Linked DNA regions of Homo sapiens: regions 1, 2, 4, 5, 6 and 7 are each linked to region 3. Evidence: chromatin loops called from intact Hi-C (ENCODE). Cell type or tissue: PC-3. All regions are shown on one strand. Region 1 overlaps SGCB (sarcoglycan beta). Region 2 has its middle 280 kb from the start of USP46. Region 3 has its middle 52 kb from the start of SPATA18. Region 4 has its middle 110 kb from the start of USP46. Region 5 has its middle 120 kb from the start of SPATA18. Region 6 has its middle 180 kb from the start of SPATA18. Region 7 has its middle 6.4 kb from the start of USP46-DT.

Region 1 (4,000 bases), 74 kb before region 3:
TTTTTTTTTTTGCCTTCTAAAACAATACAAGTGATCATTATACAAAAAAAAAAAGAGAGAAAGAAACAGAAAATACAGGCTAGTAGAAATAAAAATAAAACAAATAATCTGTTATCTTGCTATCCACAGCTAAACATTGTTGACATTCTGGCACACCCTGCTAGGTTTTTATAAACATACATATGTTCTGAAAAATAAAAATAATGAATTTCACAAATTGTTTTGTAACTTTCTTTTACTTCACAACCCACTTTGAACATCTTTCCATGTCAAAAAATAGACAATTATATCATTTTCAATAATTGTATACTATTCCACATATGGATTTATGTACCCAAGAACCTAATAATTCTCTTAAGCTCTTAAAAGAATACTCACCGCCTTTAACTCCATATTACCACCCATGTGAAATTCAATGGTTTTGCCCATAATGAATACACCTTCATTTCCACGCACAATAGCACGCCCATCAACTTTTATATTTAAATCACTGGTAGCATTGCTGGTAATCTGAAAATTTAAAAAACAAGTACTAAAAAGAGTTTCTAAATTAATGTGAGAATTGTTATCAGAGATAGAGAAATAGAAGCTTCAGTCATGAGAGATGAAAGTCAAATGTTTCTATTAATGTTTTAGAGATGTGGAAATTGAGATAAAGATGACTTGATAATGATCACACAAGCTAGTTAATTACAAATCTAGAATTAATCCTTTCCGGTGTTCTGGAATATATTCTTTTATACTACTTTAAAACAGTATAACTCTCAGCCGGGAGCGGTGGCTCACGCCTGTAATCCCAGCACTTTGGGAGGCCGAGACGGGCGGATCACGAGGTCAGGAGATCGAGACCATCCTGACTAACACGGTGAAACCCCGTCTCTACTAAAAATACAAAACTTAGCCGGGCATGGTGGCGCGCGCCTGTAGTCCCAGCTACACGGGAGGCTGAGGCAGGAGAATGGCGTGAATCCGGGAGGCGGAGCTTGCAGTGAGTCGAGATCGCGCCACTGCACTCCAGCCTGGGCGACAGAGCGAAACTCCGTCTCAAAAAAAAAACAACAACAGTATAACTCTCTTCCCACTTTATAACTCTAGAGAATAATTCTCTCCCATTAGTAAAACAAAGCCAATAAATCATACCCTTTCAGTAGATGCCTTTTGAACATTCAAACTTTTCACTCCACTTGGCAAATGAAACTCATGAGTTTCATAGTCTGTGCTGAATAAGATATTTTGAGTCCTCGGGTCAAAAAACTGCATGCCGATGTCACTTGTAATAGAAGTTTTGTTGTTTTCTACACTGAGCTTTGTTGTCCCTTGCTGAAAAACAATCTTCAAAAAAAACAGTTTATTGTGAATATATTTTCAAAGAAGACTGCAAACAAAATTCCTGAACAATATATTTTAAAAATTACAAAAATTACAGAAATTTAAAAACCCCAATAACAGACTAACTTCAAATACGTTTAACTCTGTCTGTTCTCCCTCCATCCACTTGGAAGAAGAGTTCTTTAGAATGAAGGTTTATACATTTATTTGCTCATTAGCTCTGCAAAAATGCATGAGTCATGGAGGAACATGGCCCAAGGCCTAAGATAGGCAGGGGTGGTGGTAAGAATACCTCCTTGAGGTTTTATTCAGTTGAAAACTATGTTTTCAGCTCTTGGCATGGGATGCCACTGACTAGATTGGCATATTCTCTTCAAGAGCCCCCAAAACTACAGAGTATTCTCACCTGGGAAAGTGCTTTCTTAATGGCTTCCTCATATGGAGGAGAAAAGAGTAACCTATGTATTCTCATACAAATTACATCTGTCATAGAAAATGCTACCATTGAACAAAATCTCAAATATTAAGAAATCATCTAATTTTAACAGATGATAAAAGCAATAGTATTATTAAATATTAATATTTATGGATGTTTTAAACTGTATTCACTATATTCATACATTTATAGATATATTATAAATATACTAATTTTTCTAAGGGAAAATATCTCTTTCCAATAATCAACTAGGTTTTTGCAAAGTATTTTTCTCTAATGCCCCTCTCCTGTTTGCATTTCTTTCAGTTAATGTGGCAACTTACAGGCTGGTTGTTGCCAGTGATGACCAAATTTTCATTTCGCCTTCCTCCTACTGTGCTTTTATAAAGAGGGTGGATCACTCCCATGTCAGATACTTGCTTAAATCGAAGCAGGCCACTTTCATGAAACTCCATACTATCACAGCCATTTGGTCCAATGCGAATCACGGCCCAAATAACAAGTGTTATCTGAAAAAGAACACAAGTCCACTGTTGGTAGGCCGCATACATTTAATGTAATTGGAAAACAAATAGAAAATATTATCACCAAAATGTTAAAGACCTCCTAAAATGTTTTATCAGTGAGGTAAATATATCAATTAATTTTCCACTTATAAACAAAACGAATTTTATTTTTATTAAGGTATTACATGCAAATAGCTAAAAGTCAAAATGTGCTAAAGGTCTATAATTTAAAATGAATAGTTTCTTATTTTTTCTACCCTCTCCACATCTCATTCCCAGGAACAATCACTTTCAACAAATTTAGCTATTTCATCTAGAATTTATCTCCTTATTTCTAAATATATGTATTTCTTCTAAACATATATTTCTAAAATATCTAACAAATATTTCTTCTAAATATGTTATTTCTTCATTTATCATAATTTAGGTTTTATTATTAATTTTCTATTTTAGCAGATGATAAATTTAGCTCATTTATATCTCTTTTCTTTTCCAGCTCCAATCTCAAGTTTTAATTAAATCCAAGGTCATTATTTTCAGTATTACAACCATATAAATATTGTTCATTACCAAACCAAATATGTCCTATAATGGCAGTTTCTTTCCTGTACCTTGTCTCTCAGAATTTAATACTTCATTTTCCTTAGTTTCTTTAAAAATCTAATTAATCTCAAATCCTCCACTATTTCTGTAAAATCTCTCAATACAATTTTCTGTAGGTCTGAGCCTCTCAGATAATATATTAGTTCTATTTTTCTCTCTCAGGAAATCTTTCTGGAACCTGTATCTTTCTGGTTTGGTCTGCGTGGGCTGGACTGGTCTGTATGGGCCCCCTGCACAGCTGTAATCATAAACTTTCCCTTACGTTCATGCTGAACTTCCTTTTGTCTTTCTCTTCTGATAGACACCCAGTTTCCTGTATCCTCATCTTTCTTTTGGTAGAGCACATCCTCCAGTGGCTTCTAAGCAATGTATGAGAAGTAAAATTTTTTGGAAAGTGTGCATGGCAAAAATACGTCTTTATAATGCTTCATATTTGATTGCTGGACTGGCTAAGTATACAATTCTAGATGGAAAATTATTTTCTTTCTGAATTTTGAAAGCCATTGCTTTATTGCCTTCCAGGTCCCAATGCTGCTTTTGGGAGGTCCTATTCCATTCTGATTTTGTATTCTTTATACATAACCTGCTTTTTTGCCCCCTCTGGAAGATATTAGGATCTTTTATTACTGGTTTTCTTAAATTTCATAATAATGGCCTTGTTGTGTCTTTTTATGCATTACGCTGGACCCAGTATGGTAGTTTTCAATCTGTTCTAGGAAATTTTCTTGACTTATGTATTTGATCATTTCCCCCCCAGTGTTTTCTGTGCTCTTTCTGAAACTCCTATTAACAGCATGTTAGAGCTCCTGAGTTGATTAATTTTGTTGAAATTTCTGGAAGAGTTTTTTTATCTTCTAATGTCTTCTGTCTATCTACCTACCTACCTACCTACCTACCTATATCCATCTACCCACCCACCCATTCATCTCTGTGTGTGTGTGTATGTGTGTGTGTGTGTGTGTGTGTGTGTGTGTGTGTGTGTGTGTGCACGCGCATATCTATGAGTTCTTAATTGTTCCTTTTAATTTTTTTTTTTTTTGGTAGAGACAGGGTCTCACTTTATCAGGCATGAGCCACTGTGCCTGGCTTGTGCCTTTTAAATGGCATGTTATTCTTGTTTCATTGA
Region 2 (4,000 bases), 270 kb after region 3:
AGTTTCTAGAGCTCTACTCTCAATTACTTTCTGTATGTTTGTTTGTTTTGTTGTTTTGTTTGTTTGTTTTGAGACACAGTCTTGGTCTGTCACCAAGGCTGGAGTGCAGTGGCGCAATCCTGGCTCACTGCAACCTCCACATCCCGGGTTCAAGCGATTCTCCTGCCTCAGCCTCCCGAGTAGCTGGGACTACAGGCATGCACAACCATGCCCGACTAATTTTTTTGTATTTTTAGTAGAGATGGAGTTTCGCTATGTTGACCAGGCTGGTCTCAAACTCCCGAGCTCAAGTGATCCGCCCGCCTCAGCCTCCCAAAATGCTAGGCTTGCAGGAGTGAGCCAACATGCCTGGCCTCAGTTACTCTTAATCAGGGTGGACTGTGATGCTTCTCCCTGAGATAGAAGCGGATCTGGAGGAAGGCACAGCATTGGAGATATTGACAAGATGGGCAGCTGGTGGAATACAAGAGATATCTGAGCAGGTGAGTATGTGGGCTTGAATTTTAATCCATGAACAGGTGGGAAGTGCAACACACATTGTCATTTCAGTTCCTTCAACTTAAATATGATTCTGATTCACTGTCCTACATCTTAGATCAACTTGTGTAGATGGTAAAGTTCATTGGAATTGACTCACAGTGAAAAGCAAATACTGTTGCTAACTGAATTACGTTGGAGTGCCTACTGAGAATGTGACAGGGAAGGGAGGAGGGAGGAACAGATCTCGAAGCTGCATGGTTCCTGGGATACACAGCGTGATGGACTCGCTCTTGCTGGTAGGAAACTGCATTTTCCCAAAAGGCCCTGACTCTCCAGGGTGAGGTCCTTGGTCTGAAACCCTGAGCAGAAATCCTTGTTCCAGTAGCTGCAGTAGCCCAGGAAGCAGCAGCAGGCCCTGACTTTCTCGTGTTGGGCAGCCTGCTCCGTGGAGTTGGTCTCAGTGGTCTTCCTTCTGCTCTTGCAGCCAAGTTCTTGGGTTCAGGGGTTGGCTTTTAATGGCCTTCCGCCCTGGAAAACGCACCACCCCGGAGAAGCTCTGAACAGAGGCACTTCACAGGCCTGTCTACCCCCAAAAGATGTTTTTTTAACACAGATGGCTTCCAGGGGAAAAGGGCACACAGGCTTTCACCTTGAATCGGGTGCGATTGTGAAGACTGATCCCCAGAGACTTGGCCCTCCCCACCTCCCACCCCCTTCTATCTTCCCTCCACCACCTCATCCCTGGAGGCTCTCTGAGGACCAGTCCAGGCCACACCCTAGCTCTATGGTAGGAAACCCATCAGAGGGTTGCAAAGTGCCTCGCTGTCACCCCAAATTCAGTGCTAAGTGCAGTGCTGGATGCAGTCGCAGACCCTGACATGCTAAGGAGATTGAAGGAAGATTGTGACCCATCACTAGTCCATACCACCAGCAGTGCATGTTGATAATTTCAGAAATCAAATGATCTGGGGAAGCACCATTATAGTATATTGTATTTGTGTGTGTTAAAAAGACCAATTAAGCTGGACGTGGTGTTGCATGCCTGTGGTCCCAGGTACTCAGGAGGCTGAGTGGGAGGATGGCTTGAGCCCAGTAGGTGGAGGCTGCAGTGAGCTATGATCACACAACTGCATTCCAGCCTGGGCAACAGGGCAAGACCCTGTCCCTTAAAAAGTGTTAAAAATTAAAAAATAAAAAAAAAGACCAATAAGCTAAACATGTTTTAAATATCACAATTGCCATTTCTTCATTAAAAAAAAAACCGAGAACCTCAAGTAGTGAAACTTGTCTGACATTGTCTTGTCATCTAGGACACTTGCTTCTCCCTCACCCACCCATCCCTAGAAACTTGTCCATTGATCTCCTGAGTTAAACAGGAAAAAGAAAAAAGAAAAAGAAAAAGAAAAAGAAAGCAATAATTTGACCAGCAGGGGGCAGCAAGAGACAAAAATAAAACAATCGATTTAGCTTCCCCAGCCCCCAACTTTGCCTGAAATTCTAGATTAGAATGGTTTAAATTGGGAAAAGGATGGTGGAGGAGTGGGGATGGAATCCAAACCACAGAATCCAAATTCATAAAGTTAAGTGGATGCAGAACTTGCTAGAACAAGATTTACAGAGGACGATAGCCAGACAGTCATTTTTTTTTTTCTTGAATTCTATGGAAGAAGGCCGCCCAGCAGATATTTAAAGAGAATCTGGCTGTCTTTGACGATGTCCACGAACTCAGTAACATACATGTTATTTGGGAAATATCCTATAGATAAAGATGAAAGAAAGTGGTTCCCTTTGAAAATTCACCCCACCGTGAATTGAAAATGTGGGTCTCACTACGGGGCAGGAGTACCTGGGCAGCTGGGGTGTCTGGCATCCAGCCCTGGGCATCTCAGGACCCACCTGACCAGGTGAGGAGAAGTGGAAGACTCTGGGAAGAAAGATGGGTGGGCCTTGTGGTCCTGGATGGAATCTCTTACTTCCTGATGAATCCTTAATGTGTATTAAAATGTCAACCCTGATACAAAGAAACGTGGACCCTAAGGAAGAGAGTAAGAGGACACAGAGAAGGAAATTGTGGTCGTGGGAGGCTTCCTCATGGGAAATGTTTATTTGGGGTCCTTGGCTGAAATGGTGGAATTAAAAGTCCTGTAGCCTTCAGGACACGTGAGCTTGTGCCTATTACAGGGACTCTGTATTAGTTTCCTAGGGCTGCCATAACAAAAGTACTACCAACAGGGTGGCATGTGACAACAAAAAATTATTCTCTCACGTTCTGGAGGAGAGAAGTCCAAAACCAGTGTGTTGGCAGACCACGTTCCTCCAAAGCCCCTAAAGAAAAATTATTCTGTATTAGTCTGTTTTCAAACTGATATAAAGTACTACCTGAGGGCGCGGGGCCAGGATGGGTGGGTGACTAGAAACAGCCCTGATCGGAGGTTCCATCAAAAAGAAATATAATAAGTGTGTGAGTGCTTCACTGGCAACCAGGGTATCCAGGTTCTCTCATCAGAACTGACTAGGCGGCTGGAGTGATCCACGGAGAGGAAGGAAGAGCAGTGTTGTGTGGTGGCCCACTTAAGAGCCTCCCAGGGCCGGGGAGTGCCCACCCCCGCCAGCCAAGGGAGGCAGTGAGTGAGCTGCTACCCGGCTGGGGAAACAGTGATTTTTCCATGGAACTGCCCAACTCATGGATCGGAAGATCCCACTTGGGAACCCACACCACTAGGGCCTAGCATCCCCACCTCAGACCCTCGCAGATTCTCATCAGCCTCTCAGCTGGAATCTGCTTAAGCCTACGGAGTTTGGAGCTCGGCGGTCGGGGGGTGGTGGTGCGGAGGAGTGACCAGCACCACAGCTGTGGCTACCTGCTGTCTAAGCCCTTTGAGCTCCTCGGGGGAGGGGCAGCAGCCAGCACTGGGACTCACAACAGCCTAACACGCTAACCTTCCTGCGCTGGGGAAGGACAGCCTCCATCTCTATAGCTCCAGGCTGTGCTTTTCTCCTGCTGGAGCCAGGGAGGCTGGACAGCTTGGTCCCAAGATGTATCCCCCACAGCCCAACACATCAGCTGTGGCAGACTGTGGCCAGAGGTTTCTTCAGGCCTGACCCTGACTCATCCTTCCTCACTGGGTGGGGGTTCCCTGCAGGAACTCCAATAACTCCAGCCAAAGACTCAGGGACAGAACCTAGATCTCCCTGGGCCTGAGCCCCTAGCGGAAGGGGTGGCTGCAGTCTCTGTGGACCAGCAGACTTAGCCTTTCCTCCTGGTAGTTCTGAAGGATCCAGGCAGCCCAGATGAATGGGTTTCCCCCCAGCGAAGCACACCCCTTCCACCAAGGGATAGTCAAAGTGCTTCATTAAATGGGTCTTGTTCCCCATGCAACCCAACTGGTGACATTCTAAAAAAGGGATGTCAGACACCCTATACAGGAGCGATCCTATTGGCATCAGGTCAGTGCCCTTCAAGGTCAGAGATGCCAGCAGAAGGAGCAGACATGCATCTTTGCTGTTCTCCAGCCTCTTG
Region 3 (4,000 bases):
CAGTACAAACATACATGCAGATAGAATAAGTTCTAATGTTCAGTAACACATTAGGGTGACTACAGTTAATAACAATATATATTTCAAAATAGCTAGAAGAGAGGGTTTGCAATGTTCCCAACACAACAAAATGATAAATGCTCGAGGTGATGGATATCCTAAATACCATGACTTGATTATTACACATTCTATGCATGTAACAAAATATGATATGTACCTCATAAATATGCAGAAATATTAGGCATCAAAAAATTTATGAAAAAATACAGACACCTAATCTTAAATGGAATTATGAGCCAATGAAAGTGACAAATACACATTATTCAAAATTAGGACACACTAAATAGCATTTCATGTGAAGATTCATTTATATCATAATTCATGAATGCATTTTATGAACATTTCAAATTATGTTTCACATTTAAAAAATATATGGGTTATTAAAAAGTGACAAGTTTTAAGATGAATTACACTTCCAATAAGTCTGAGCTTTGAATATACTTAGATTTTGAGTAACTTCAATGAAAATGTTGACTAGTATTTTCAAAGTTTGTTTGATGATGAAAATCACTTGGCTTGATTATTAGAGGTAAACTCTTGGATCCCACCTCAAGCTCCCTGGATCAAAGTCTCCAGGGACATCTGTATTTTCAACATCAGTAGCCAAGTGTGAAAAACACTAGTCTGGACCATCCTTAATGCCCGACAAGGAGAATATTGCAAAAATAAATTATTGCATATATGATGGGGCAGCATCATACATGCAATAGATGGAAATTTCTAAATGGAAAATGATGTCTCCGTTTAAAAGACTCTCAGAATGTTATTTGCTACAATCCAGAAATAGATAATTTACTGAAAATTCATATGTAAATAGCTAATTATGGGCTATGCAATTAAATTTTCAATAAAAGGAGAAGGATGAGAAAGTATAGTACTTCTGTCTTCCCTAGAGGTAAAAATTTGCTTATCTTGTGGTTTATATTTGGACAGCTTCTTTGTTGAACTGACAGAATATGTTTTCTTACTAAACTTATAAGTCATTTCCTTCCATCTTACAAGTCTGTGTTCACTATGTGTCATTGAGATTTGCAGTCATAGACTTAGAATAATGAGTCCCTATTGGTCATTGTTTGATTAGTCATGGTCATCTGCCAAATAGAGCTAGATGTCACCTGGATGATTCAGATTTGGGAACATCTTTATAGTTATTCATATGAGTCTCTAGAGAAAAATCTAAAATGGAGTGAAACTGACATTCAAATATTAGATCTCACAGGTGGCCTACCTCAACTAAAATTTTCGCAAACACTGAATAGAAAAATTTGGCTTTTTCTGTTTACTTGGCAAATGTTCCAAAGATAATACTTGAATTGAACTTGTTGCAATTTCCATTCATGAAAATTGAAGCATTTTTCTTCTTTTCAAGTCTGGGTATAATTTCTTATCATTACAGTATCTTAGTGTTGACAAGTACGTTCTGAAAATCTCCAGGAAAGGGCCAAAAGTAACTCCACTTGGAGTGTGCCAGCGTTTCAAATACATTGGCTAATAGATCTAAGAGATGCCTTGGTGGCAATGACAGATTTTCCTCTTTGTGTTTTCCTTGACTGAATTAAACTTTTCTTCATCAAATAGCCAAAGGTGATAATGTAAGATAAAATGACACTGATTACTGGAAACCAAAGTTGTACAATTTCCTGGGATGAGCTCTCCCTCTGTAACCAAACTTGATCGACAATTGGAGGAAATTCTAGGGACATAAATCAGTTCCCATCATTGATCCTATTAGGGTCTCTCTAGTTCACCTAGGCCTGGTGTTTCCCTGGGAAATGTATGGAGTTAGCCATGAGATGGCAATGTTGCTTAGGAAATGAGAGGATACCAGCAGTTAGTAATAAGATTCAAATTGGGAAACAAATAGCAACTCCTCAGATAAAATTTATAACTTAATTACTGGTCTTACTGCTCTCCATGAATTTGGATAATAAATTGATGGAGGGTAGCCAGGGATAAAATAAAAAGTGTGATAGAAAATTTGAAGTGTTAAATAACTATATATGTAATAAAGGATTTATGCATTTGATCCCATTAAGGCAATTAAAAAAAAAAGAGAGAAAAAAATAAAAATAAAAATAAAAAATAAAAAAATGTGAAAAAAAAAGAAAATGTGGAGTGTTAAATAACTGTATATGTAGTAAAGGATTTATGCATTTGTTCCCATTAAGGCTCAGGAGGCAACTTTTCTGCTAGAACATTTTTTTTTGCTACTTTAAAAAAATCCCCTTATGCAAACCAATACCATCATCTTGTCAACTTGGAGTTCTTATTGCAATTTGTTAACAAATGTTTTGGATGTAGGTCTTTGCTCTTAAACATGGAAAAAAGGAGAAAATAATGGTTTCTTTCATGATCCTCTATGATTTCCAAGATTTTCAAATGATTAATATTTTACATGACCCAAACTCAATTTCAGAAACTCTTAGGGTTATTTCAAGTAAGTGTTTTAGTTTTCCCCTAAAAGATGGAATAATATTGCTAAGCAACTCTCAAAGAAATTGTAGGAACTTGCCAGAGTGAAATTCCTAGAGTACTTGAAAGAGGCACAATTCTGTATGAAGGCAAAAAAAATATAGTTAATAATAATTTTTTTTTAAAAAAATCTCTGCAGAAAGAAATATTTCAACTCTGTGGGTTTTATTGAGAGTAGTGAGTGTGGTATCTACTTTATTATTTCTCTAGCCATGCTTTGAGGGCAGCAGATTGTGGATGCTCTGTGCAAAGTTCAGGACTCCAGGTAATGAAGTCTGCAAGGTATGGCTGAGCCAAAGGTACTGCGTTTTCACTGGGCTGGTTCCCCTCAGGTTTAGACCAACAGACCTTCCAGGACTGGCTTAAGGAGTGTGGGATTGAGTCCATTCTGCACGAACACACAGACGTGAGCACACACACACACACACACACACATTACCACAGATACTGTCAAACTGAAAAGGCCCAAGATGTGGCTGTGGGCAGTTTTACTTTGAATATGTAAAATATTCCAGCTAGAAAGCCTGTTTTTTTTTTTTTTTTTTGAGAGGGAGGGTTCAAAGAGAGAAGCTACTCACACCTTGAGTCTTAAAAGAAAAAAATCACTCACTCATGAAGTAAAATATCTTCCCCTTCTTAGAGTAGTGTCTGAGTTGAGTTGATGCCAACTTTAAAATAACCCTCAGGCCAGAAACTTCAGAAGAAGGACCCTGGAGATCTTATTTCTGTAGAGGGATGTAGGGCCTGTAGGGAGACTTGTGTCAGGAATAAAAGGGTATAGAAAAAAGACCAGAAATGACTCCCTGAGGTTGACCCTTGTTAAGGTGCCATCTTGCAGATATAGGGTGTTGATCTGTCTTCCTTACCTTCTCTCCCTTCTCCTTTCCTCCCTACTTGGATTTTGCCCTAACTGGGAAAAATCTCTCACTGCAACCAGACTTTCCTACCAGAGGTGGAAATTCTCTCTGAGCACTGGAAGGAAGCAGAAATTGATTTGGGTGGGCAAGAAAGAAGGCTGTAGATGAGTCAGTGTGAGGGGCGTATTTGAAGTGGAAAGAGACAGGGGAGAGAGAGAGATACTGGAGTAAATATAGGTACATTAGAAGGATGGCAGATAACTGGGTTATCCCATCCCCATTCTCCAGAATTGCTGAGCCCTGCATAGCTCTATTACTCAGGGAGAACCAACTCCTGACCCGCCGAGCCGCATGGTCAGGCTGTTTGTTCTGTGGAACTAGTGCCCAAGCCTTGGATTCAGGCCATTGAGGTGAGAACTTCTGCTCTGCCCATGGCTTCCTTTGTGAACTTATGTGAGTCACTTAACTTCCCAGAGACTCACTTTCTTGATGAACAAAATGGAACATCTGTGGGAGCTGAATTTGAAACAATACAGAAGATGTGTTAAATAAGCAGGCTGAGAACGCAAATTTCTATAGAACGTCAAAGAAGCAGCTATAAAGTGACAAGT
Region 4 (4,000 bases), 440 kb after region 3:
AAGATGGATTAAAGATTTAAACGTTAGACCTAAAACCATAAAAACCCTAGAAGAAAACCTAGGCATTACCATCCAGGACATAGGCGTGGGCAAGGACTTCATGTCTAAAACACCAAAAGCAATGGCAACAAAAGCCAAAATTGACAAATGGGATCTAATTAAACTAAAGAGCTTCTGCACAGCAAAAGAAACTACCATCAGAGTGAACAGGCAACCTACAACATGGGAGAAAATTTTCGCAACCTACTCATCTGACAAAGGGCTAATATCCAGAATCTACAATGAACTCAAACAAATTTACAAGAAAAAAACAAACAACCCCATCAAAAAGTGGGCGAAGGACATGAACAGACACTTCTCAAAAGAAGACATTTATGCAGCCAAAAAACACATGAAGAAATGCTCATCATCACTGGCCATCAGAGAAATGCAAATCAAAACCACTATGAGATATCATCTCACACCAGTTAGAATGGCAATCATTAAAAAGTCAGGAAACAACAGGTGCTGGAGAGGATGTGGAGAAATAGGAACACTTTTACACTGTTGGTGGGACTGTAAACTAGTTCAACCATTGTGGAAGTCAGTGTGGCGATTCCTCAGGGATCTAGAACTAGAAATACCATTTGACCCAGCCATCCCATTACTGGGTATATACCCAAAGGACTATAAATCATGCTGCTATAAAGACACATGCACACGTATGTTTATTGTGGCACTATTCACAATAGCAAAGACTTGGAACCAACCCAAATGTCCAACGATAGACTGGATTAAGAAAATGTGGCACATATACACCATGGAATACTATGCAGCCATAAAAAATGATGAGTTCATGTCCTTTGTAGGGACATGGATGAAATTGGAAACCATCATTCTCAGTAAACTATCGCAAGAACAAAAAACCAAACACCGCATATTGTCACTCATAGGTTGGAACTGAACAATGAGATCACTTGGACACAGGAAGGGGAATATCACACTCTGGGGACTGTGGTGGGGTCGGGGGAGGGGGGAGGGATAGCATTGGGAGATATACCTAATGCTAGATGACACGTTAGTGGGTGCAGCGCACCAGCATGGCACACGTATACATATGTAACTAACCTGCACAATGTGCACATGTACCCTAAAACTTAGAGTATAATAAAAAAAAAAAAAAATTAAAAAAAAAAAAAAAAGAGGAAGTGAATAAATGTATTCATGTATATATTTTTTCTAATCTGGACAAAAATTTAAGGTTGAATTCACAGCCAACAGTAATAAAATATGTTAATTCCTGAGAAAAAAAAAAAAAAAAGAATGTGTTATAGGCCTGGAGTGGTGGCTCATCCTTGTAATCCCAGTACTGTTCAAGGCTGAGGCAGGAGGTTTGCTTGAGCCCAGGAGTTCAAGATCAGCCTAGGCAACATAGTGGGACCCCATTTCAACAAAAAAATACAAAAATTAGCCATGTGTGGTGGTGCATGCCTGTACTCTCAGCTACTCAGGAGGCTGAGGCAGATGATCACTTGAGCCTCAAAGGTTGAGACTACTGTGAGCTATGATCGCACCACTGCACTCCAGCTTGGGCGACTCTAGAAGAACCCCATCTTAAAACAACAACAACAACAACGAATGCTTTATAGAGTGTACTGGTCAGGACTCTTGGTCAAACGGGGAAAAAACTCAATTTGGACTAGCCTAAGCTAACACTCCCCTCTCTCTCCTGTCTGTCTGTCTTCTCTCTCTCTCTCTCTCTCTTTCCCTCTCTCTCTCTCTCTCTCCCTCTCTGTCTTTGAGACAGGGTCTCCAGGCTGGAGTGCAATGGTGCAATCACAGCTCACTACAACCTCCAAGTCCTAGACTCAAGCGATCCTCCCACCTCAGCCTCCCCCAAGAGCAGCTTGGACCACAGGCCTGTTCCAACACACCCAGCCCCTCCTCCTGAGTCTGCTCCTCCTGGCTTGTCGGGCACCTTCTCACAGGCCTGCTGTCTCCTTGAGGCTGAATCCTGAGAGCACAGATCCTGTGTTCACATCCTCGCAGCTTCACCTGCCCAGATGACAGACACTCAGAGCAATTGCTATGACCAGAAGGGGACAGTCAGCTCCTATTTGAATCAAATGTTGAACTTTTGGCAAGAGATGTGGGGCAGACCGAGCAAGCCCACTAAAGGAGTTGTTGGGGTCCCCCACACTAACACTTTGCATCTGCTGCCGGAGCCGTTATTGCCCTCACTGTCTCAGATTTGGCCAGCACTTAGTGGCTGCACAGGGACACTTCCCCTCTAGACCTGCTGCTCCCCTTTAGCCCAGTAGGAGGCAGCATTGCCCCTCCTTGCCCTACGACTCGCTGGACTGATTCCAGGCTTCCAGCTCAGCAGGAAGAGGATCCATTAAAAAGATTTTATCTTCGGAAAACCTTATCACCCCTCAAATGTCAAGACTTTCAGAAATTAATCTAGAGTTTTCTCCTTTTCAGGTCTCAAATTTTAAAACAGAATCATAAAATGCTAGAGCCAGGAGGAGCCTCTGGAGTCCTGTCACATCCAGCCCTCTGTTTTAAAGATGAATAGATCGACCAAGGCAGAGACTCAAATACATATTCTAACATTTGGTACCAGATTGCGAAGTCATTGGAACCGAGCATAAAAAGCTATCAAGGAGAGATAAAAGATCTGAAGGAAAGGTTGCGTATCAATTTCTGGAAAGCTGGACTAAACTTTTAATGGAAAACAATTATTTTATAAAAAGGTAAAGAGAAAAGGTGAAATTTTAAAAATAGGTTAAGTAATACTTCAATAATATTTAACCTACATATCAAATATACTATTATTTCACCATGTAGTCAGTAAAGACACCTGTGAATAAGATCTTTTGCATTCTTTTTCTGTACTAAATCTTTGAGATCTGGTGAGTATTGTACAGTTATAGCATATCTCAATTTGGACAAGCCATGTCTCAAGTGCTTAGTAGCCACATGCAGCCAGTGGCTACTGTGTTGGATGGTGCAGAATTGAAAAACAGGTTAGTACAGAACCTTGTGGAGCCCTCAGGACAAGCTGCACAGACATTTGAGCTCACCCAGGGCATTCTGGGGAAATGTCTTATACCAACAGAATATAAGGGGCTGATATATTTTACCAAAAAGAGCTTCCTGTTTGAAAAAAAATATATACTTTTCACCCCATCTCCTCTCCTCAGATAAGCTGCAGAAGGATGCATGATCATCGCATCATTATTATTCTTAAACAATGAACTGAAGTGGACCAGTCAAGTGAATGCCAAAGGGAGTTTGATGGAAGAGGCTGTCCTGTTCTCGCCTAGAGTGACCTCACAATCTGTGGCCCAGGAGGATTTTATAAGATATCAGCATGCCTGTGGAGAACAAATGAATAGTTTTTTCCTTAGTGCTAAAAACACCAGAGGCAATTTTCACATACCCACCCTTCGTTTTTACAGGACGTGGTGGGGGAGTCAGGCTGTAATCACAGTGTGTTAACTGAGGATAAAATAGAGAGCATCAGCTAGATTGCTCTTTCTTGAAAACAACAGCCAAAAAAGAAAAACAGCACTCAGGATTTTGAGTCGTTTTGCATGCTCAGGAGAGGATGGCAGTTTCAAGCACAACATCAAGAGGAAGGACAAAGTTGAGCCCAACTGGGCACCAGCAAGGAGTGGGTGCACCCATCCATGCCTCCACGCTCCTAAAAATGAGGGCTCCCGTCATTTTGGGGTAGTGGGTGTTTCACAGCCTGTTCTCCTCAGCAGCTTTGAAATTCCGCGTTCTGAGTTCTGGTAGTGTAGCCTGGCACAGAGTTGCAGGGACAAGGTTTGTTCGCACCCTAATCTCCTACCCCAGCCTGCTGTCTTCCTGGCTGCCCCACAATCTGAAGTCGAGGGTTTCTCACTAAACACTGAGCAGAGCGGCAGGCAGACCTTGACCTTGCCTCATACGTTCAAGTGAAATAAGCAACCACCCTAAAAAAGAAACCAAGTTTTGCCTTTGTTGATGGATT
Region 5 (4,000 bases), 69 kb after region 3:
GCTCCACCCAATTCAATCTTCCTGGCTGCTTTGTTACCTACTCAAGCGTCAGCAATGGCGGGCACCCCTCCCCCAGCCTTGCTGCCACCTTGCAGTTAGATCTCAGACTGCTGTGCTAGCAATGAGTGAGGCTCTGTAGGTGTGGGACCCTCTGAGCCAGGCATGGAATATAATCTCCTGGTGTGCCATTTGCTCCCTTGGAAAAGCACAGTATTAGGGGGGAAGTGACCCGATTTTCTAGGTGCTGTCTGTCATGGCTTCCCTTGGCTAGGAAAGAGAATTCCTTGACCCTTGCGCTTCCTGGGTGAGGTGATGCCTCACCCTGCTTCGGCTCTCGCTCGGTGGGCTGCACCCACTGTCCTGTACGCACTATCTGACATGCCCCAATGAGATGAACCTGGTACCTCAGTTGGAAATGCAGAAATCACTCGTCTTCTGCATTGCTCATGCTGGGAGCTGTAGACTGGAGCTGTCCCTATTTGGCCATCTTGGAACCACCCCTGTGTTCTCTGTTGGTTTCCATTTGCATGGAATATCTTTTTCTTCTATCTCTTCAGTCTATGTGTGTGTGGGTTGTGTTTTGTTTTGTTTTTTTTAGAGACAAGGTCTCACTGTATTTCCCAGGCTGATCTCAAATTCCTGAGCTCAAGCGACCCTCCCACCTCACCCTCTGAAAGTGCTGGGATTACAGGTATGAGACACTGTGACCAGCAATAAAAGTTTAATTGTTAAGGAAAAAAAAAATAATTCCTGGATCCAGAACACTGCACTTCCCTTGGAAAAGAATAAGGAGCCCTCTCAAGCTTGAGATGATGGCATGAAGAAATAATATTTTTGAATGTTTTTCTTGAAGAAAAAAAAAGTGAACTGTCTGATCTACCTAATAAAACCCAAAGAATCAGAGTATTATTCATGTTTGCTTTTTCAAGTCCTCATATTTAATCAATTAATTTTAAAGGTCAATAAAATCATGACTATACACAGGAAACAGATAAAAATAAAGTTAATGTGAGCCAAGGCACATCAAGTTAAGTCTGGTGAAAACAAGGGAATATTTAAAGAAAAATGTTTAGTTTTGCAAAATATGTTCCTTTTGACAAGTATTTGTAGTTCATATATGAATGAGTCTAAATCACTGATCACACCAGCAATAAAACAGGTTCAAATTTCTGGTTGTCATCTATTCATATGAATCAAAGTTCATATATTTTAAATGGTCTTCCCTCCCACCCATCTAAGGGGAGATAAGTGGGTGAGATAAAATGAATTTTATAAGAAAGGGATTTGAAGGTCTCTTGAGACATACTAGAATGCATATGACTGCTAGTATAATAAAGTCCCATCTTCAGTTATAACAAAGCAAAAAGAGATTGGAGTGGGTGCAAAGAGCAGAGCGGGAAAGGGGCTGCAAGACCACAAGTTAAGATTTGTTTCTTGGCTTCATTTTTGCTAAGTGTCTAAGCCAACTTTTCTCTACTAGTTGGTGGTTGTTTCCATTCATTTGTGCCTTTACCAGTTGGGGACTGCCTCCTGCTGGCAAGATGTCTTCCAACATTTAGAGTATCAAAAGGAGTCCTGTGGAGTGACCCAGGTTTTGGTTTGTTGTTGTTGTTGTTTCCTAAGTAAAAACAATTGAACTGATCCTAGTAGCAGTTGCATAAACATGCTGGAAATGTGGGTGCAAACTAACTTATTTAATGTGGGTTTATTCTTAAAGATAATAGACAGTGTACATTTTTCAACTCTTTTTCTCCCAAGATGCAAACTTTTTTTGCAGGTGAATTTCTTGAAAACACATTAGCTCTAAATAAAAGGTCAGATGAGTTCCTTTAATTTGAAGCTTCAGAAAGTTTCTATACAGTGGTTAATTCTGTAGCACTTTAACTTGCTTAGGGAGAGATTTTGACTGATGGCTATCTACCATTTTCTTTCATTGGTTGATTCCTTTGACCCTTGAAAGCAACAGCTTTAGAAGCAACTCATAATAACTCTTTAGATTGTGGGAGGTCGTAGTCTATAGATCTTGTGTTTTATGTGTTTGAATGTGCAGGAACAGGGAATCATTTTTTGATTCCAAGACTCTCATTCTTACCAAATTAAAAGGAATATCTTCAAATAGAAATGAAGCATTTTTTGGTCTTTTATAGTGGGCTAAGAGGCTTTATGTTAGCCCTAGCTTCCTGTTTGTCCTTTGTGAATAATTTCAGAAGTTGGGTGGTAAAATCTTTAAGCAACAGAAGTTTAGGGAATCTATTCACCTAAGAACTTTGAAGTTTTATGAATGAGTGTGTGGAAAAGGAAAATTCTTTATTATTAGCCATTGTGATGGCAGACATTTCCTAGATTTCCTTCACTGGTAAGACTGTTATCTTACATCTATTTATAATGTCTAGAAAATAATGTTCCTTGAAGGAGTAGAGTAGAATGTAGTTTAGTTGTTGGTGTTCTTGTCCCATTTTATTCATTTAGCTAATAATTATTGGCCATTCTCTGAGTCCCATGCACTTTCCAGGCTACTTTATTTCTTTATGCTTCTATATGGCCTGTTATGTCTCTTCTTTGCCTTTCTAGCCCCTGCTCATTCCACAAATGCAATTTAAGCATCACTTTCTCAAGGGACCCTCCTGTGACTCTTTCTATGTGAGTCGCATAGCCTTTCCTAGGCTTCCCTTGAGCTCCATGCATCCCTCCAACACAGTTCTATATCAAAATTGTTGACTTCTTTGTAGCTGTACCCCCAAATCCCAATAGGCTGTAAGATTTTTGAGGCAGGATCTGTGTTGCATTCAGGTTTTTGCCTCAGCACTTGACAGCATGTCTGGCACATGGTAGAAGCCCAGTGAGAATGAATGAAAGCATGTGTTCTGCCTTCCCCACCCTTGGGTAAGTCTAAAGAAAGATGAATTACATTTGAGATTTTATTGTATAATTAAATTACACTGTCAAAATAATTTTTAAAGCTGAAAGGAAATTCAGAGATCAGCTACAGGAAATTGAGGCCTAGTGAGGTGAAGAGAGTTGACTAGGGTCATGCAGCTGCTTAGTGGCAAACTGGGATCGAAGCCCAGATCTCCTGCTGGCCAGCCCTAGCCCAAATATGGAGAAGCTTAGCTGCTATTTCCTCTTAAAAATATTTTGAAATCCAGGCAAAAAGACTTAGCAATCTAAAAATGCCAATGAGGAGATAGCAAATTAAAACTGTTACAGAATGAATCTAACAACAATTATTCAAGGCTCTCTGGGAATGCCAAGAGGAGCCGTCTGAGGTGGGCTCAGGGCTGATTTCTTCCAAAGGGGCCATTGGTTTTCTAACTAGTGTTTGCTGTTTTAACTTTGACAAAGGTGGGTGTCCACACACCTCAAATTTAGCATAAGTTCAAAAAAAGCTAATCAATGTGTTTATATCCCTAAGTTTATCAAACAAGTGATCTGAAATGTTTCTCACTTTTAATGTTCACCAATGATGGATGTAAATAGATTATTTTTGCTTCCTGCTTTGTGAGATCAGAAATCAATTGAGCCTTTTTCTAAAACAGGTCACATGAAGCATAAAAATCTGATTTTTGGATGTGCTTCGAGCTAGAAATTGACTAAGTAATGGCTAAGCATAGGGAAGATCTCGTGAGTTTAGTAAAAGTGTGGCAAACTGGTATCAGTGATCTAGAATTCACCTGTACATTTGATTGGTTTGGCCAGCTCAGTGTTTTGAAATTTCAGAAATTGTTAACATTTAAAAATAAGGAGATTTTACATCTAAATTTCTGCCTTCTCTTAGGTGAGAAAATTCAGTACGTTAGATTTACTTTCACATTAGTTTCCTACGGCTTCCCTAACAAATTAACATAAAATGTGTGGCTTCAAACAACAGGAATCTATTCTGTCACAACTCTGGAGGCCAGAAGTCTAAAATCAAGGTGTTGGCAGGTCTGTGCTCACTCTGAAGGTTCTATGAGAGAATACTTTGCCAATCCCAGCTTCTAGTGGTTGCAGGCTTTCCTTG
Region 6 (4,000 bases), 130 kb after region 3:
AAACTATTCCTTTGCTTATTATGCCAGGACTTCTATTGGCACAAAAGACAAATGTTAAGCATAGACAACATTTGTAGATGACAAATTCCAGTTGTTTACTGCTCAGATAAAGATGCCCTAATCAATCTCTCAGCAAGTTCTAATATGTTCATTTTCCATGTCAAAGGCTATGAAATAGATATGAAAATGAAATCCTGAGTTGGATGGGAGTTTAAGTAAATTATAATTTTCTGGGAGTTTAAGTAAATTATAATTTTCTGGTTAAGCAAATAATTATATTGTTTCAGCAAATCATCATTTCCCCTGTATTAAAGCCCTTTTTCTTTGCTTTTAGCATTCCAATGAAAACATGTCTTAATGGGTCAAATATTAAAACTGAATGCCTGGAAATATCATAAGTTCTAAACACCTTCCATCGCAATCTCATTTTAAATTTTCTGGAGTGTTCTTTTGAACATTTTTTCTAACCAACTCAACATAAAATGATCAGATTTTTTAATGAGCTATTAAAAAATTTATTTTTCTTCAGGATGTTGAATGCTGACTACTGGTCAAGGAAGAGCAAATGTCTGTTCTCTTTGCTTGCTTTTTTTCTGAGACAGAGTCTAGCTCTGTTGCCCAGGCTGGAGTGCAGTGGCACGATCTTGGCTCACTGAAACCTCTGTCTCCCGGGTTCAAGCGATTCTCCTGCCTCAGCCTCCTGAGTAACTGGGAGCCAACCACCACGCCCAGCTAATTTTTGTATTTTTAGTAGAGAGGGGGTTTCACTGTGTTGGCCAGGCTGGTCTAGAAATCCTGACCTCGTGATCCTCCCGCCTCAGCATCCCAAAGTACTGGGATTACAGGCGTGAGCTACTGCGCCTGGGCTGCTTGCTTTTTAAGTTTTAGTTAAAGGAGCTGAGATTATATTTTTTAAAATATATGAAAGTAGACTAGGTGTGGTGACTCACACCTATAATCACAACATTTGGGAGGCCAAGGTGGGAACATAATTTGAGCCCAGGAGTTTGAGACCAGCCTGAGCAACATGAGGAGACCCTGTCTCTACAAAAGAAAATTAGAAATTAGCCAGGCATGGTGGCAAGCACCTGTAGTCCTAGCTACTCAGGAGCCTGAAGTGGGAGGATCCCTTGAGTCATTTGGTCTGGTCAGAAATCTGAATTGGAACTGCAGTTATCCCTAAATAAATCCTTTGAAACCCAAATGAAAACAAACATTCTCTCCCATAAAGTTATCTTCACTCCTTAAATGCAAAAATAGCTTTTTCGCTGGGCGTGGTGGCATGGCCCAGCTAGTCAAGAGGCTGAGGTGTGAGAATTGCTTGAACCCAGGAGTTTGAGGCCAGCCTGGGCAATATAGCAAGCCTCATCTCTAAAAAACAAACAAAGAAATCCCCCAAGATGCTGTCTCCCTGCAGTTATTCTTCTTGTAAATTATTCACTATTTGTTTGGATTTATTTGAACTCCTGCTTTTTGTTTGTTTTCTGTTTTTGCTGTTAAATGGAAAAACTTAAAATCAGATGCTTGGTATCTGCTACCAGCATAAAATAGACTAAGGAGAAAATCCTAAGACACCCTTTTGGATGTTTGTTTTCTAAAATCTATCTATCTATCATCTATCTATCTTTCCATCCATCCATCTCTCTGTATGTAGACTTGTGTGTGTGGGGGGGGGAGGGGGGTGGGTGTTTGTGTGGGTGTTTTTTTATTTGTTCAAAAAAGAAGGAAAAGGATATCAGGGACTCTGCAATGCTTTCCTAGTTGGAGTTCTTCCCTTTTGTATTTACTTCCAACTACCATTTTTGCTAGGGAACTTGATATTCCTAATTCGTGGTTTCATAGGCCAGTGTAGCATAAATCCAGAGAGACATTCAACTCTAATTTCTATGGGGTTAAGCTAAGACCCTGCCCCTTTCTCCTTCCCTTCTCCCAAATGAGGAGGATGTCCACATTTACCTTTGGAGGAGTCTTTCAGTGTCCTCTGAAGCTGGGAAGGCAGAACTGTGGGTGGAGAGGGGAGATTTGCAGGGAATCAAGGTCTGAGATCATAGAAGACTTGTTTTTGTCCTGATTCTGCCCTCAGTGGGCATGTCATCTTAGGAAAGTCACTAAACCTCTTTCTCTAAGCCTCTGTTTTCCCCTCTGTGAAATGAGATTGATAATAATGTTTCTGTTTTGCTTGCAGGGTTACTGTAGAGAGAATGAAGGAAGATGTTATATAAGAAAGCCCTTTGTTAAAGGACTTACTTGCTATGGTTTCCCTTGACCAATAACGATACATACATAGTTGACTTTTTAGGACATGTAATAAAAGACAGTAGGGTATCGCATTTCATAGATGATCATTATGCCTTTCTGCACTAGATGTCAGTAGAGCTCTATGATTCAAAAGGCTCCACTACCTGACCAGGAATAATCTGTTCTTGGAAAATTTTCCAAAGCAAACTCATTGTGTTTTTGCTTATTTTGCATTTCTTACCTAATGGCCATGAATTTGTGTGTCCTCGCCCTGCACCCACCCTCATCCACCCAACTAGAATTCCTCTTTCAGCACAATTTTCTGCTGTGTTGGAGCTTCTCTTTCTTCATTTTCTAGGGAAATTTCTACAAAAACCATTCTTTTTCAAGAGTTTGTTTAGACAATGTGAAAGCCAAAACAGAAAGTCCGAAGGCTATAGGGCAAACTCACAAAACAATTTAGAAGAGTTATTGCAGATGGATTTAGTGCTTTTAAAATTAAAGGTCGCTTAAAAAAAAAACTGTCTGCATTCATGTTTTTTTCACCATCCTGTTGTTGTTGCCATATTTTAGTTTTCCAGCTATGATTTATAATTTAAAAATAGAGCTGAAATACAAGAGTGGTGCTTTCCCTTACCCAGAAATGCTTAGCAGAAGAACCCTCTGTTTTTCAAAATGCTGACTTGTCTCTATAGAGAAGAAAAATAAATCTCTGAGAACCATAGCTCTTTTTGCTTCTTGGAAATAGCTAAAAAGTTCAAGCTAAAGCCTGGCTTTGGACCCATGTCCATCCTTTGGGGACAGTTATGTTCTTTCCAAAAAGTGCAAATTTACTTATGAAGCAGGTCCATGTTTTAACTGGCTTATTCGATCACAGCAGAATTCACTAATTTAATTGCTTCTTTGACTTTCAACGTGAAAATCATTTACCAGCATAAAAATTTTAAAAAGTGCAAGTTGTTGTTAGGATTTTTATCTAAGAATGAAAGGAACTTAAAGTGTCCAGTGTCTGAGATTTTCCAAGATGATCTCTGTTTTACATTCAAACATAGGGATTTAAAAGTTAAATTGCTTTGAAGTGAGACTGAACACCTGATTTATTTTCAAATGCCACTTTAAAAAAATCATTGACATCTATTTACATAAGGCTATTGCCAATTTAAAGAAAGACACAGAGGCAAAATTAATATAGAGTTGATTTGGGCCAAGGTTGATGACTTACCCTGGGAAACACTGGGAATTGCTTCAAAGAACAAAGGAGAGACTCAAGTTTTCAAAGAAAAAAGGACAAATCAGGAGAAGGGTTGATTACAAAACTTGTTTTTTAGGAATTCTCATTGGTTTACAGAAATAACATTGACTCCTGATTGGCTATACATTGTTGAACTATAGGGTGTGAATTATGATGTCCAGCACATAACATTGTTGGGTTAATTTATGGCTACTCAGTGGCGACGCTCAGTCTAGAGCCCATATAGCAGGGAGATTACTTAGCTCCAGGGTGAGGAGTGAGATGTGACTGCTGTCACATTTCATTGCCCCTCTGGGCCTGATCATTTAAAGGGGCTCACATTCTTTAAATAAAAAGTTTCTTTTATTTCTCACTTTTCAACAGTTTTATGTTCCACTCTGTGCAAATTATTGTTTTTTGAATGAAAATGAGTTAATCATTTTTATTGAGCATCTATTATGAGATAGGTACTGTGCTAGAAGTTGAAGATAAATAATGAGCAAACCTAGCTGTCTTGGAGCCTACAGTCTA
Region 7 (4,000 bases), 560 kb after region 3:
CCTATTGGAAAGGCATGATTGTAGTTTGCAATGTGAGAAGGACATGAGATTTGGAGAGGCCAGAGGTGGAATGGTATAGTTCAGATATTTGACCCAGCCCAAATCTCTTGTTGAATTGTAATCCCCAATGCTGGAGGTGGGGCCTTCCTTGTATGATGTGTTTGGAACATGCAGGCAAATTCCTCATGGCTTGGTGCTGTTTTCATGATAGTGAGTGAGTTCTCCTGAGATGTGGTCATTTAAAAGTGTATGGCACCTCCCCCCACTCTCTATCTCTCTTGCTCCTGCTCTGCTATATGAGACACCTGTTCCCCGTTTGCCTTCCACCATGATTGAAAGCTTTGTGAGACCTCCTCAGAAGCCAAGCAGATGCCAGTGCCATGCTGCCTGTATAGCCTGCAGAACCACAAGCCAAGTAAACCTCTTTTCTTTATAAATTACTTAGTCTCAGATATTTCTTTACAGCAATGTAAGAATGGCCTAATACAATAGCCTAAACTAATTTGAGGGAGGTGATGTGTCTCTTGCTACACAAAGTATGGTTCATGGACTAACAGCATTGGCGTCACCAGGAGGTTGTCAGAAGTACAGACTTTCAGTTCCCTTCCCAGACCTAATAAATCAGACTCTCCAAAAAGTTTTGGGAGCACTGCTCCAGCCAATGACTTGTGGTAGAATTCTGTTTTTGCCTCAACAGCATCCATTCTCCTTTCAGTAACAACTCCTAGCTTCTACTTTGGGGAACTTTCCATCTCCCACACTCAGACCTAGGGTTCAGATGTGGCTAACCTAGCCCTGTGCAGCCAGAGGAAGGCACATGATCCAGGCCTGGCCAATGACAGTGCCTTATGACCCAGCCAGAGTGACTGGTTCAGCAAAGAGGGTGTAATATGAGCTGAGCCAATGAGACTTAGTCCTGGTACTTTTGGGAAAGAAATGCTCCCCTTCCTGAGTTTGCTGAGCTGATAAGATATTCATCTACAGCAGCCATCTTTCCACTACCTGAGAATGAAGCCAACATAGGAAAATGGAGCTGAGAAATGAGAGAGATCCTAACAAATTCATTTATCCACTCACTACCGGATCTAAATCCTGGGCTTTTTAGTAACTCAAGCCAGTATAGTCTTCATTTCTTTGGCCAGTTCAAACTGGATGTCTACTAGTTACAACTGAAAGAATCCTAATACATCAGTCTCTTCCTGTCCCTGAAATTCATTAGGCTCATTTTGAATCTTTGATATTTCCTTTTCCTCTCTTCTTTGTCTGTGTTTAATCCATTTTGCATTGCTGTAAAGGAATACCTGAGACTCGGTAATTTATAAAGAAAAGAGATTTATTTGGCGCACAGTTCTGCAGGCTACACAAGCATGGCACCAGCATCTGCTCAGCTTCTGGTGAGGCCACAAGAAGCTTTAACTCATGGCGGAAGGCGGAGGGAGAGCAGGTGTGTCATATGGCGAGAGAGGGAGCAAGAGAGAGGGGAGGGAGACTTCTCTTTTTTTGGCAATCAGATCTCGTGGTAACTAATAAAGCAAAAATTAATTCATTACTGTGGCAAGGACACCAAGCCATTCCAAAAAGATTCACCCCCATGACCCAAACACCTCCCACCAGGTCCCACCTCCAGTGTTGGAGATCGCATGGGAGACAAATATCCAAACTATATCACTCCTCTCTAAACCAGTTTAGAGGGTTCAAACTTTGCCTTCTCCAGATTTGCCTCTTCCCTGAGACCTTCCCTGATAGCTTCCCACACATACTGCTCTCCCCAGTCCATCAATGAATTCCTGCATCCAGGTGGCTAATGGTTCCATACTTACCCTTCAGCTGTGACCAGTTTTGTGTCCACCTCTGTCTTCCTCCCTCTTTTTGCTTAGATGACACCCACTCAACCTCTAGATGTCCCCTGCTACAGGTGGGATGCCCTTGTTATATGTTCTTATAGCACCACCTGTCTTCCCTTCATGGCACTTATATTTGTAAATGTATTCATGCCATAGAGTACTGCATGAAGGCAGTCGAGTGGGTGGTTCAAACGTAGACCCTGGTGTCAGCCTGCCTGGACTAGCTATATGACCTTGGGCAAGTTTCTTAACCTCTCTATACCTCAATTTCCTTACTTATCAGGTGAAGATATTAAGAGTACCTCCTCAGAGTGTGATTTTGTTAATTTATGTAAAGTACTGAGAACATGCCTGGCATGTAATAGGCACTGTATAAGTGATATCTATTATTATTGTACATGGGATTATTTGATGTCTGTATCCCATCCCCCATCAGACATGAAAAAATAGGTCTGCTTTTGATCACCATTTTACACTTAAAGAAAAGGGTCAGGCTGGGCATGGTGGCTCACACTTGTAATTCCAGCCCTTTGGGAGGCTGAGGCAGGTGGATTGCTTGAGCCTAGGAGGGAGGGAGGGAAAGAAAGGAAGAAAGAAAGAGAGAGAGGGGGAGAGAGAGAGAGAAAGAAAGAAAGAAAAGAAATAAAAGAAAGAAAGAGGAAAAAGGGAAGGAGGGAGGGAGGGAAAGAGAAAGAGAAAAGAGGGAGAGAGAAAGAAAAAGAAAAGAAAGAAAGAAGGGAGGGAGGGAGGGAAAGAAGGAAGGAAGGAAGGGGAAGGGGAAGGAGAGGTCCATAGGAGTAGCCAATAAATTGAATACTGAATATTTGGACAATTGCCTCTCTCTAAGTGCTCTAGAAGCTTCTAGAGGGAAGGAATCTTGTCTTATACATTAAAAAAAAAAAAAAAAAGTCTTATCCAGTCTGAAGTACGGTGCCTGGCACATTAATTCCTTTCCTCTTTTCCCCTCACTGCCAAATGAGCTATTGCCACTCACTTGATATGCAAACACTGGCTGTCTAGTATGGAAAAATATTTTTCTGGCTGTAGACTTGAGTTTGATTACCAAATTGATTTCTGTGAATTACATTTCAATTCTGTGCAGAACTTTTTGACAGCCCTTTAATCACCATGTATCCAATAAATATTTATTAAAGACATATTCTGTGCCAGACACTGTGTGAGGCACTTGCCATCCTGGGATAAAAGAAGGTGGAATCAGCGCTTACATAACTCAATTTCTAATGCAGCATACATTGGCATTGTTAATTAATGTCTTTGCTACTTTTTGTGTGCTATTAGTATAAGGATAAGATAACTTTGGCATGAGTATCAAATTAGAATTCCTACAATGGAAACTACATCTAAAACCATGGGGGTATTTACGGGTGGTTAAGATTCCCTAAGTTAGCCAAGTAGGGTGGTACACGCCTATAGTCCCATGTACTTGGGAGGCTGTGACGAGAGGATCACTTGAGCCCAGAAGTTCGAGGTCAGCCTAGCTGACATAGTGAGACACCATCTCTATTAAAAAATAATAATAATAAAAGTTGTTTAAGCCTTTGAACAATTGGCATATTGTGAACTGCCAAGTAAAAGGCCATTGAAGGATTTTTAAGCTAAGTTGGAACGTGATTAGATTTTTATTTGATAATACCTTTTGATTAACTGAAAGAATGGATTCCTCTAGTTGGCTACACTCTGGGGAAAGAGGGTTAAAAGATAGCAACATTTTTCTTGGTGAGGCCAGTTAGAAATCTGTGGTGAGAGAGTCCCACAGTTGTTGATAGTCTGAATTTAGGGGAGTAGCCGTGGACAAAGAGAGGTGGACATACTGAAGACCTTTTTTGGAGGTAGTCAGCTGAATTTGTGATTGACTGGGATGAAGGACAAGGGCTAGTCCCAGATTTCTGAGATTTCTGACTGGAATGAAGAGATATGTCATTTTGGGTTTTTTGTTTTGTTTTGTTTAACAATTGGGAATGCTGAAGGAGAAGGTTCAGGTGAGGTAATGAGGGAGAAATGAGTTTGGTTCAGAAATGTCGACTTTGAGATAACCGTGAAACACCTGAATCATTATATCAAGTAAGCCCTTCACTATACACATGTAGGGCTCAGAAGAAAAGTCTGCACTGTAGAAATAAATCTAAGAGTGATTA

The links. A loop is a pair of places that touch in the nucleus more often than their neighbours do. Peaks named below come from ENCODE experiments on the same cell type or tissue, not always from the same donor. Only the 100,000 strongest peaks of a DNase experiment are listed, where the experiment ranks them.
Region 1: a loop joins it to region 3, with 6 times the contacts of the local background. A loop is called at or near these places in 2 of 110 quality-filtered maps.
Region 2: it touches region 3 in a loop (4-fold over the local background); 2 of 110 quality-filtered maps call a loop at or near these places.
Region 4: it touches region 3 in a loop (5-fold over the local background); 2 of 110 quality-filtered maps call a loop at or near these places.
Region 5: a loop joins it to region 3, with 2.9 times the contacts of the local background. A loop is called at or near these places in 4 of 110 quality-filtered maps.
Region 6: it touches region 3 in a loop (6-fold over the local background); 5 of 110 quality-filtered maps call a loop at or near these places.
Region 7: a loop joins it to region 3, with 12 times the contacts of the local background. A loop is called at or near these places in 2 of 110 quality-filtered maps.

The regions. Positions count from the first base shown.
Region 1 is chr4:52,027,590-52,031,589 of GRCh38, forward strand. It overlaps SGCB (sarcoglycan beta), which reads right to left. Exons shown (of 6, transcript NM_000232.5): 3 at 2,089-2,274; 4 at 1,141-1,332; 5 at 379-510. Among named protein-coding and RNA genes, the nearest start is that of SGCB, 8.7 kb to the right of the region's middle. In PC-3, no CTCF peak of the experiment used is centred here; a DNase peak (open chromatin) is centred at 1,582; H3K27ac peaks cover 625 bases.
Region 2 is chr4:52,374,386-52,378,385 of GRCh38, forward strand. No RefSeq gene overlaps it. Among named protein-coding and RNA genes, the nearest start is that of USP46, 280 kb to the right of the region's middle. RefSeq lists enhancers at 2,765-3,313, 3,314-3,861. In PC-3, a CTCF peak has its summit at 1,924 (motif pointing right); DNase peaks (open chromatin) are centred at 646 and 1,916.
Region 3 is chr4:52,101,683-52,105,682 of GRCh38, forward strand. No RefSeq gene overlaps it. Among named protein-coding and RNA genes, the nearest start is that of SPATA18, 52 kb to the left of the region's middle. In PC-3, a CTCF peak has its summit at 1,820; DNase peaks (open chromatin) are centred at 1,119, 1,849 and 3,809; H3K4me3 peaks cover 488 bases; H3K27ac peaks cover 1,430 bases.
Region 4 is chr4:52,543,338-52,547,337 of GRCh38, forward strand. No RefSeq gene overlaps it. Among named protein-coding and RNA genes, the nearest start is that of USP46, 110 kb to the right of the region's middle. In PC-3, CTCF peaks have their summits at 2,307 (motif pointing right) and 2,507; a DNase peak (open chromatin) is centred at 2,314; H3K4me3 peaks cover 350 bases.
Region 5 is chr4:52,170,837-52,174,836 of GRCh38, forward strand. No RefSeq gene overlaps it. Among named protein-coding and RNA genes, the nearest start is that of SPATA18, 120 kb to the left of the region's middle. In PC-3, a CTCF peak has its summit at 1,537 (motif pointing left); no DNase peak of the experiment used is centred here.
Region 6 is chr4:52,232,281-52,236,280 of GRCh38, forward strand. No RefSeq gene overlaps it. Among named protein-coding and RNA genes, the nearest start is that of SPATA18, 180 kb to the left of the region's middle. In PC-3, a CTCF peak has its summit at 2,374 (motif pointing right); a DNase peak (open chromatin) is centred at 2,371; H3K4me3 peaks cover 357 bases; H3K27me3 peaks cover 445 bases.
Region 7 is chr4:52,663,853-52,667,852 of GRCh38, forward strand. No RefSeq gene overlaps it. Among named protein-coding and RNA genes, the nearest start is that of USP46-DT, 6.4 kb to the left of the region's middle. In PC-3, a CTCF peak has its summit at 1,926; no DNase peak of the experiment used is centred here.